Linked DNA regions of Homo sapiens: region 2 is linked to region 1. The links are chromatin contacts, found by Hi-C or POLR2A ChIA-PET in ENCODE. All regions are on one chromosome and are shown on one strand. Each heading gives the region's core, a stretch centred on a gene start or an enhancer-like site at or near the end of the contact. The rest is flanking DNA. Distances are from core to core; before and after follow the strand shown.

What was found. Hi-C counts contacts between places; a loop is a spot of excess contacts on that map. ChIA-PET counts read pairs that join two places held with the same protein, here RNA polymerase II (POLR2A). Pooled maps may share reads with other maps.
Region 2: a map of ascending aorta shows a loop between it and region 1 (2.1-fold over the local background). The contact joins two enhancer-like sites. A Hi-C loop is called at or near these places in 2 of 168 maps with a recorded cell type or tissue (ascending aorta and posterior vena cava), 1 of 37 single-sample maps with no recorded cell type and 2 of 50 pooled maps. POLR2A ChIA-PET finds 5 or more read pairs at or near these places in 4 of 52 experiments (K562, OCI-LY7, Panc1 and 1 more).

Annotation. Positions count from the first base shown.
Region 1 is chr10:12,842,221-12,847,869 of GRCh38, reverse strand. No RefSeq gene overlaps it. Among named protein-coding and RNA genes, the nearest start is that of MIR548Q, 120 kb to the right of the region's middle. Within about 2 kb of position 2,516, at least 14 of the 41 ENCODE cell types and tissues checked have a DNase peak (open chromatin) inside an H3K27ac peak, as active enhancers do; they include ascending aorta, where a contact is called at or near this core.
Region 2 is chr10:12,885,871-12,891,519 of GRCh38, reverse strand. No RefSeq gene overlaps it. Among named protein-coding and RNA genes, the nearest start is that of CCDC3, 110 kb to the left of the region's middle. Within about 2 kb of position 2,878, at least 4 of the 41 ENCODE cell types and tissues checked have a DNase peak (open chromatin) inside an H3K27ac peak, as active enhancers do; they include ascending aorta, where a contact is called at or near this core.

The sequences.
Region 1 (5,649 bases), core at 1,267-3,766:
CTTCCCTGGCTTCACCTGCTTCCAGCCCTCATCTTCAGCCAGAAACTCAGCTGCGCCTCTACCCTAAGACTGGTCTCCCGTTGGAGTGTCCTCCTGCCAGCGGGGGGCGCTGTGGGACCCACGAGAACCGCTCCTCCTTGGCTTGACTGCTCCGTCCGTCCCCAGAGAGGATGAGACTGAAAGAAACTTAACCCAAAGGTGCCATGACATTAGGCTGGAAGTGACACTGAGGTGCTGCTATCTGGCTGGGCAGCTAATCTGATCATTAGCTACTCCCTGTAGCTCACCAAAGCCAGCCTCTGCTTAGATCTCACACCCGTTGGTTGCTGTCAGCAAAAGGAGACAGGCTCAAGGAAGACTGGACTCCCAGTTGAGAATGCACACGGGATAGGGCCTCCTTACTCAGGGCATATGGTCTTGGACTAGCAGCGTCTGCATCTCCTGGGAGCTTCTAGAAATGCAGAATGTCAGGCCCCAGCCCAGATCTGTTGAGTCATAATCTGCATTTTATCAAGATACACAGGTATTTTCCATGTAGGTTTAAGTTTAGAAGCACTGCACTAGCGGACATCCTTGCGCCTCAGTTACCCCGCAGATGGGTCTTTTACTGTGTAAGCATTTTATCTGCATCTCTTCATTTTCTCTCCTCATTTCACTTTTTGCCCTAGGAGGTCACAAGCATCAATCGTCATGCAGACTGGAGCTAGAAAAAGATTGACAATTTCACCATGCCTGCCTTAGCATATGGCTCTTAGGTTAGTATAAGGTTGGTCACCAAGTAATAGGTTTGAGTTTTCAAAACAATCACTAAGAGGTCTGGATATTCATTCCTAAGTCCTTTCCCTCCCACTAGGGGAGTGTCTTCAAGGCATCTTGGTTATGGTCTAGGGTTGTGGAGTGGTTGCCAGGGTTGCCTAATCCCTAAGTATCCCAAGTCTTATCTGAGGATTGATGAAATATATCACATACAAGCCAGACACAGTGGCATGTGCCTGTAATCCCAGCCTCTTGGGAGACAGAGGCAGGAAGATAGCTTGAGTCCAGAAGTTCAAGACGAGCCTGGGCAACATAGCAAGACCCCATCTCTAAAAAAAAAATTGAAAGAAACACAGAAATATATCACATGCATGTATTACTATTACTCAATTATTACAGAGATACAGATGCACTTTAATAATTCATTTTGAAAACTTTTTGCAGTGTCTTTTGTTAGTTCCAATCACTAAGATGCTGTGTTCCATGGAAAGGGGCCATATTCATCAAGAATTTGAGAACCATGGCTCTAGCGGTCTGAAGCTCCAAGCTCCTAAGACTGCCTAACCAAAACAAAGACACTGGTATATATTTTCCATTCATTTATGAGTTTTCAAAAAATTTAGGTCTTTATTAAGAGTTAAATATAAACATTAACTCATTGTGTTACAGAGAAATAGGGTCTTTGGAGGAACTGTTTGAACATGGGTCACAGTTACTTGTTTATGTAACACGATTTAGAGGGGTACAAAGATCCTTGGCAGGAAGGGTAGGAGGAGGAGATGGAGGAGATGGGAGAGAAGGAAGGAAGCACCTGTGAAATCCCTACCTTCAACCTTGTCAGTTTCCAATTTGCATATGCTCATGTCCCTAATGAAAAGCACCTCCAAAATAGACTTCTTTCATTTAGATATATGTATTTTTGCGTTATGACTTTTTCCATTACAACAGCACAAAACCCAAGAAGGTAGCTGGTGTGGCGATGCACAACTGTATTCTCAGTTATGAGGGAGGCTGAGATGGGAGAATCACTTGAGCCCAGGAGTTCGAGGCTACAGTGATCTATAATTGCACCACTACACTCCAGCCTGGGTGACAGAACAACCTCGTCTCTTAAAAAAAAAAAAATTTAAGTAAACTAGACTTGAAATCAGGTTTTCAAATTGCTGTATTACAAAGTCTTAAATCACGATTAAAAAAATAACAAAACTTGCCTATAATCCCAACTACTCAGGAGGCTGAGGTGGAAGAATCACTTGAACCCAGGAGGCGGAGGTTGCAGTGAGCCGAGACTGCGCCGCTGTACTCAGCCTGCGCGACAGAGTAAGAGTCTGTCTCAAAAAAACAAAGAAACAAACAAACAAAAACATAAAAATAACAAAACCCAAGATGACATGAATGTAACAAAGATAAACATTTTGTTCTACTGAACAGTTTCTTTTATCTTGGTCTTGTCCTTCTAATTTTCTTTCTTTGTGTATGTTTTATATGTTCATAAGTAGGTATAGTATATGCCTATAATTTCCAGAAATATAAATATTCATCTATTCAGAGCACAATGTTCAAAAATATTTTATCATAAGGATGCACAACAAAAACTGTTTAGATATCCCTGAACTAGATTAATACCTCTTACCATCTTTTGTCAACAAATGGGTCAGAAAAGTCCCTTCATTGCCATTATTTACAGCCAGTGTCGTGCTACCAACATTCTCTACGCCTGAGTCATCCTTGTTCATGTTCACATTCGAGCTTGTTCATTTAGCACCAGACTTGGAAAGAAACTGCAGGAAATGTGCATTTCTGGACGACTCGAACAATTTTACCTCACGCTCTTCCCTGCTCCGGGCTGGGATCCAACTCTGAAAAAACCTGAAATTCACAGATTCAAGGGAGACTTTTCTCCATGTTTCTCAGGAAGTAAACAGGGTATGGCTGACACGGCAACACCCTTTTCCAGGCAAAGAGCAAAATGCAGCAGGGGTTTGGACCTCAGTGCAGTTTTCACTGGAACTTGGGCTGTGTCTGGGTGCCAGAGAATTTTAAAGAGCAAGCAGGTACCTCAGGGATCTTGTTGTCAAACCCCTCATTATATGAGTGAGACACAGAAGGACAAAGTTGGAATGAACTATGCAAGATCACATAGCACGCTAGTGGCACATCCGGGACCACCACCCAGTCTCTCCAGTCTCCCCCTCTGTGGCTGATGTGGGGGAGGGACAGCTTGAGGAGCAGGGGGAGTTTCTGGCTTGTGATGAGACATGGCTGGACAATGTCTGGTGGTGTTAGATCCCAGACAGCGTTTCCACAGAACTCTTCCATGCACTCTAACCCAGGTGCCTGTGTGGGGTCTCTGGTGAGAGATTCATGGGGTCCCCCGTCTGGGAAAGGCTGTTTGGTACTGCCTGCCTCTGGAAAGTAGAAAGCTCACTTACAGCTTCTTCAACCTAGAAACAATCTTTGTACAGGATGGTGGTCGCAAAAGTCCAGCTCTTCTAATGGTGTCTACGGCTCCAACATATAGAAAAGGTCTGGAAGACCTGAAGTGAGGTGGGGGATGGGTGTGTGTGTTCCCCACTGCCGTATCCATCCTCAGTGCCTAGGACAGGGCCTGCCTGACACGTAGGAGGTCCTCAGATTTTTTTTTTGAGACAGAGTCTTGCTCTTTCGCCCAGGCTGGAGTGCAGTGGTGTGATTATAGCTCACTGTACCCTTGACCTCCTGGGCTCAAGAGATTCCCCTACCTCAGCCTCTGGAGTAGCTGGGACTACAGGCACCAAACACCACACCTGAATGATTTTTGTATTTTTAGTAGAGTCGGGGTTTCACCATGTTGGCCAGGCTAGTCTTGAACTCCTGGCTTCAGGTGATCTGCTCACCTCTGCCTCCCAAAGTGCCAGGATTACAGGCGAGAGCCACTGCACCTGGCCAGGTGTTTTTTTGTTTTGTTTGTTTTGCTTTGTTTTTAAGAGACAGGATCTCGTCGTGTTGCCCAGGCTGGAGTGCAGTGGTATGATCATAGCTCACTGCAGCCTCGACCTCCTGGGCTGAAGAGATTCCCCTACCTCAGATCCCTGAGTAGCTGGGACGACAGGCACACACTACCACATCTGGCTAATTTTTAAATTATTTTTTTGTAGAGATGGGGTCTTACTATGTTTGCTCAGGATGGTCTTGAACTCCTGGGCTCAAGCAATCCTCCTGCCTCAGCCTCCCAAAGTGCTGGGATTACAGGCCTGAGCCACCGTGCCTGGCCCAGAAATTTTTGTTGAATAAAAAACGCCTCACCTGAGAAGGTGGGGGAGAGACGAGTGGAGAGGCCTAAGTTTTTCACCTACTCGGGCTGGGTTTGAGGGTGGCCAGAGGGTTAGGAGCTGGATGTCCAGCCATGAGCATAGTGAGGAAGAGATAGCCCAGTCTGCCCCTGTCTCTCTTTGTGCTGACCTGCTGTAGGCTGCGCTATATCCAAGATAGGCCCAGGAGGCCTCAGTGAACACTCACTTTATATTTTTCTTCTAGTTTTCCTTCCAGCCCTCTGCTTGGCCGTTTCTGCTGCCAATTCTTGTCTTGTTGGGTTACATGGCCACCGGCTTGGGCCGGAGGGGCCCTTACACCAGTGGCTTCCTCTCTCTGAGCCCCATCTTCCCGAATACAGGCAGAGATGAGGGGGCAGGCCATTGCCACACACCTCCCGGCCTGCCACGGAGCTGGATGATGACTCCTGGGGAGGGGCTTCAGGCACTGCAAACCCCTTTGCACGTGTGCATGGGAGGATGGGGTCACCTCTATTGGGTCCAGCTGCATGTTTTGCCTGTGAGCTTCCCTGCCCTTCTTCAGGAAAATCCAGCCTAACTGGCTGTTTTCCGAGCAGCCTCTGTGCCTGGGTTTCATCCACAGTTCTCAGAATCATTCACTGCGGGGCAGGACTCGGTTCCCACCTCCCCGTGGAGCATCAGAACCCTCATGTTCTTTAAAAAGGCACTCAGGCCGGGTGCCATGACTCATGCTTATAATCCCAGCACTTTGGGAGGCCAAGGTGGGAGGATCACCTGAGGTCAGGAGTTCGAGACCAGCCTGACCAACAAGATGAAACCCTGTCTCTACTAAAAATACAAAAATAATTAGCCAGGTGTGGTGGTGCGCACCTGTAGTCCCAGCTACTCAGGAGGCTGAAGCATGAGAACTGCTGGAACCGGGAGACAGAGGTTGCAGTGAGCTGAGATCACGCCACTGCACTCCACTCTGGGAGACAGAGTGAGACTCCATCTCAAAATAAATAAATAAGCATGTGTTGACACCCTTTGGTGGGTGGGATGTGCCTGTGGATTGGAGGCCTTTGGCCGAAGCTTATTTTTTCTCTGATGAGTTAAAAGCTCCTTCTCAGGATTCATAGGAAATGTTTCTTGACTTTTGAAGTGTCCTCAGGGAAGTTTGCTAATGCTTTGGTGTTTGTGCTGTATTCTTATAGCAATAAAGACTTTAAAGGCATGAGATAGATGTAGCTTTGAGAGCGGCTTGGCTCTCTCTGGCATCACGTTGGTTTATCACAGGGTGGTTTGGGCCTCACCATGCACACACAGACCACAGATCCACAGCCCAGGCTCCCCTACCCCTGCCATCAGCAAGGGTCAGCCACAAGCACGTAGACACAGGGAGGACGGTGTGGTTGGCAGCCTTTTAGAGGCCCCTGCTGGGCCCCATGTTCCTGGTATTTCGGCCCTGGGTTACTCCTTCCCTTGAGTGTGGGCTGAACATAATGACTTTGTTCTAACAAAGAGTACGGCAGAAGCAATGGGGTATCATTTCCAAGATTAGGTTTTAAAAAGACTGGCTGGCATCCTGGGTACCTGTTCTCTCTCTCTCCCTCCCCCCACCCCCCACCCACCCCCTTCCTTT
Region 2 (5,649 bases), core at 1,629-4,128, 43 kb before region 1:
GGCTGAAAAAGAGAACTAAAGTGAAACATTTTTGTTATGTTTTTTTCCAACTAATCCTGCTTCCCTTGAAAGGATCACAAGTTGGCTGCATTATTCTGCCCCTACAAGATGAATCTCCAGTTGCCAGATGCTTGGGCATGAACTAAATGGCCTGGCATTTCATTTCTTCCTGTCCAATAAAATGAGAATATTTAAACCAGATACAGAAACGTCCTTTTATTAAAAACATGTCTTTATTGTGTAGCTGGGTATGCTGGGAGTAGAGTTCAATATTTCTCGGCCTTTGGATGCTGGAAACAGGGACAAAACTGCCACTATAAAAGTGCCAGACAGTTACATAATGCGACTCTAAACTAATGGTTCTCAACCCTGGCTGCCCAACAGGAACAACTAGGAGCTGTAAATGAAAGGGTACCTGCCAGCTTCCCCCTTCCTACCTGAATGGGCCTCCAGCATAGGCATTAAAAACAAAATGAAGCAAAGCACTACAAAAAAAAACTGCCTTCTGCATAAAGATACTATGCAGCCAGGATTGAAAAATCACTGCTCTAAGGGTAAAAGAGGTTCTTTCCCTTTGGAATAAACACTTTATTCTGGGAGAAATTATTTAGGGAGTCCCCTTGATAAGAAGATACAAGTTAAGGCCCTTGGAATAGCTCTGAATATCAGTAAACTGATGCAAACACTCTAGACTGATCTGTTAATTATCTATTGCTGTTTAACAAGTTACTACAAACTTAGGGGCTCAAAACAACACACATTTATTATCTCACAGTTTCTATGGTTCAGGAATCTAGGCATGGCATATCTGGGTTCTCTGCATCATGGTCTGTCACAAGCCTGCAGTCAAGATATCGGGCAGGGCTAGGGTCTTATCTGAAGGCTCGACTGGGAAGGATCCATTTCTAAGCTCACATGATGGTTGGCAGGATTTGGTTTCTTGCAGGTTGTTGAACTGAAGCCCTCAATTCCTCCCTGGCTGCTGGCTGCCTTCAGTTCCTTGCCAAGTGTGCATCCCCAGCATGGCTGCTTGCTTCATCAAAGTGTGCAGACTAAGAGGGCAAAAGAGAAAGTCTGCAACAAGATGTAAGTCACAATCCTCGGTAACCTCATCAAGGAAGTGACGTGCCATCACTTTTGCAATATTCTGCTGACTAGAAGCAAGTTACAGGTACCATGCATGCCCAAAGGGCAGGAAATTCACAGGGACATGAATACCAGGAGCTGAGGACCTAGGGGAGCCAGTTTAGTTGGCCTGCCACACCTGGGCTTTCATAATTCAACTTAACCGTATAAAAGAACGGCCTATGGTGAGGCGAGTACATACCCACAGACACAGTTTTATCACTGTCTCCACTATTTCCATTCCACCACCACTAGGGGCTTGGTATTTTTATGAGGGGCAATTGGCAACCCCCCACCATATCTGGAAATCACAGAAGCACTGGTAAGTCATCCACTGTCTCCCTGATGTAGTCCAACATCCAACAAAGAGTGTATAAGACTCAATTAAAGCACAGAGAAATCCAGGATAAAAAGGAATTCTAAGGGCTCTGCAGGCCAACTCTAATCCAAACTCAAACCCCTTCTTTAAATACCCCTCTGTTTTAGTTAGTTCAGGCTGCTATAACCATAGACTGGGTGGCTTAAATAACTAACACTGATTTCTCTTAGTTCTGGAGCCTAGAAGTCCAAGATCTGGTTTGCAGACGGCATCTTCTCGTTGTGTTTTCACATGACAGAGAGCAGAGAGAGAGAAGAACCAATTTCTCTTCTGTCTCTTCTTTTTTTTTTTTTTTTTTTTTGAGCAGTCTCACTCTGTCACCAGGTTGGCGTGCAGTGCTGCGATCTCGGCTCACTGCAACCTCTGCCTCCCGGGTTCAAGCAATTCTCCTGCCTCAGCCTTTCAGGTAGCTGGGACTACAGGCACCTGCCACCATGCCCAGCCAATTTTTTTGTATTTTTAGTAGAGATGGGGTTTCACCATGTTGGCCAGGATGGTCTCGATCTCTTGACCTCGTGATGTGCCCACCTCGGCCTCCCAAAGTGCTGGGAATACAGGCGTGAGCCACTGTGCCTGGCCTCCTGTCTCTTCTGCTAAGGGAACTAACCCCAAAGTGGGGCTCCAATCTCATGACTCAGTTACCTTCATAATTACCTCTGATGCCATCACATTGCAGGGTAGAGCTTCAACATGGGCATTTTAGGGGGACCCAAACAGGCAGGTCATAGCACCCTCTCTGCTGGCTACCCGGGCTCAGTGGGGAAATTTACAGTGACAAAGAATGTTTCATAAGGAGAAGGCCATTGCTGTGAGAGGCTAAAGGACAATGCTGACTTTTATTCTTCTTCCTCGGAAGTGCTTTCGCTGTGATGCCTAGAGATGACTTAGCTTCTCTGCACTGGTTTCTCCATGAGTAAATTTAAAATCTATCTATCTGTCTGTCTATCTATCTATCTATCTATCTATCTATCTGTCCGTCCGTCCGTCCGTCCGTCCGTCCGTCTACCCACCCACCCATCCATCCTACTATCATCTTCACATCTATCTTGCTTTCCAGTATGGCCCCTGAAAATAGGTGGAGGGCATTGATTTTTTACAATTGCTCAAGTGCATGGATCTCTTCCAAGGCGTAGCTTTGCTTAAATCCCACACTGTTGTTTGTAGCCTGTGTTTAAAACCAGTTTTCTTTGTAAGTTTGATTTTGCTTTGGGTTCCCCAAGGCCATTACTTTAGTTGGACTTAACAACTCAGACCTGAGTGTTTAGTTTGGAAGAAGCAGGCTGCTGCAGATCTCTGAGTTACCCAACCCAAGGCCACGTGGAAAGTTTTTCTAAGCATCAGCTGAAAGGAGGGGCTGGCCTGGCCTCCCCAGCGTCCATCCAGGTAGCCCTGTCTGTGTCCCAGAGGCACAGACCTTTCAGATCCACCCAGCATGCCTGATGCCAAGAACTATTCACCAGGGGGGACTTCAGAGAGGAAAGCAACACATCATGTTGAGAGAAATGATTTTTTTTTCCACAATTTTTTCTTGTTTTGACCATGAGCATCAGTGATGATGAGTAGAATATTTGTCCTGGCATCAGTGTAGAATTTCCATCCCACCCTGAACCCCAGCAAGCAAGGGCCAGGGCTCCCGCAGCCCTTCCTCACCTCCACACTGTGGCTGATGGCCCCCCTGGCACAGAGCAGGGACCCAGATTGGGGTGGGGAACGTGAAGAGTGGGAAAGCTTTCGGCTCAGGAAGCATATGAAAGAATGGTAGGATTCTCCTACAGTGCTCACTTGCATCACACAGAACCTGTTTCTGCTTTAAAAATCCCATCGGTTGCAGCTGCACTTTTTCAACCCATGCCATTGGTCTCTTTTTCATTTTCCTTTTACAGTGGGACTTTCAAGGATTGGATGGTGGCAGGAAAAGGGAACATTATCACCCACAAATCAGAGCACCCAGAAAGTAACCAGACAGCATTTCACAAAGAACCGTTCTACATCTCTGAGGAAGGGGCCCGATCCTCAACTCACCCTGACCATTTTGGTGCCAGACACCAAATGCCAACAAGCCTGAGTGGTGTGTCATACACATCGTTTTCCAGCTCTTAAATAATCAAATATCATTGAGGTTTGGGGCTTTTCTGTTTCCTTGGGCTACAAACATTTAACTCCTCCTTTTCTCCCAAAATACTGTGATTGATACATGCAGATCCTTCTAGCCCTTTATCACACTATTTAGTGAGGGAGAGACAGTTTTTCCCTCACTAAGAGGCATATACAATATTTCAAAAGAGAAACAAATTCTAGCATCTCCCTGCATTCATCACGATTTCTCTTAACTCATGAACTCTGCCCTCTTCTTCAGTGATGGAAATCGTGTGTAGGTTTTTCCTTTGCCTTCATGCCTCCCTATTGGGTAATTCACATGCGTAAATTAATACTCTTCAGCATAGAAAGAGGCTCTTATTTCAAGATAACAAATGTCTGAATCCTCCCCTCCCCTCCCCTCCCTTTGACAGGATCTCACTCTGTTGCCCAGGCTGGAGTGCAGTGGCACAATCTCAGCTCACTGCAGCCTCGACCTCCTGGGTTCAAGTGATTCTCCCACCTCCTCCACATGAGTGACTGGGACCACAGCAATGGGCCACCAGGCCCAGCTAATTTTTTTACTTTTTGTACAGATGGGGTCTCACTTTGTTGCTCCGGCTGATTTTGAACTCCTGGGTTCAAGTGGCCCTCCTGCCTTGGCCTCCCAACGTGCTGGGATTAGAGGTGTGAGCCACCATGCCCAGCCCTACTTTCTTATCTGGACCCACTGACTCCCTTCTTCCTATCTCTGAATAGATTTGGAGGATAAACCTTGCTGAGAAGCTGAGACCTGGATGATGCTTCTGGCTTCCTCTTTGGAGGACAGCTAGTGCTTAGCTTCTCATTCCAGTCTCTCTCGCAGTGGCTCATGCCTGTAATCCCAGCACTTTGGGAGGCCGAGGCTGGTGAATCACTTGAGGTCAGGAGTTTGAGACCAGCCTGGCCAACATGGAGAAACCCCATCTGTACTAAAAATACAAAAACTAGCTGGGTGTGGTAAAGCATGCCTGTAATCCCAGCTACTTGGGACGTTGAGGCATGAGAATCGCTTGAACCCGGGAGGCGGAGGTTGCAGTGAGCCGAGATTATGCCACTGCACTCCAGCCTGGGCAACAGAGACTCAGTCTTAAAAAAAACAAGAAGTTGGATACAGGCTGCATTCCCAGATCTCTCCAGTGTGTTGGGTTGGAACATAAAAATAGCCATCTCCCCTCCAGGGGACAGATCCCAATTAGAAATCTTAAATTCTTTCTCAATTTCATTTTCCATGGAAGACCAGATTTAAAACCAGGCAACTGGCAAAGAGCCACACAGTTTTCCAGCTTGCTGGCCATGACATCTCATGAGAACAACTCAAAACACTTAGAAAAATCTTTTGTTTCAGGAGCTTAGCAGGAGGCTGGAGTGGATCCATCCATCTCTGGCCCATGATCCTGCTAACAAGCTTGCATATGCCATGGTGCTCAGTGATGAATGCAAACGGTGCCCAGTGGCTGGCAGGGCTTGGAAATTTGCCATGTTGTTTGCCTCCACACTCCCTGATAATTGCTCCCTATGCCATCTTTAAAAACCCATTTCTGGCCTTGGGCTAAGGGCTTGATCTGGAATAAGGCTGCCTCAGCCCATGCTTGGAGCTTCAATTAATCCACTCTGAACCATGATATCTCAGAGATAGCTCATTAAGTTCTTCAACAGATATTTATTGAGCACCTAGGGTGTGCCAGGCACTGTGCTAGCTCTGGCTGACAAGGATCGCCACAACAGGCACACCTCCTTCCAACATAGAGTCAAACTCTCTCTCCAATGGTGGAGAGAGACAATGAACTTGAACTAGTACTAGTCATTATCATTACAAACGACTGCTTTCAGTGAAACCAACATTGTGCTGGCTGAAGAAATGCTGCCATGGGAGTGGAAGCTAAGGGAGAAGACCCATTTTAGATAGGATGGTCGAGAAAGTGCTTCTTAGAAAGTAGTCTTTTTGTTTTGTTTGTTTGTTTGCTTGCTTTTTGAGATGGAGTCTCACTCTGTCGCCAGGCCGGAGCGGGACGGTGCAATCTCAGCTC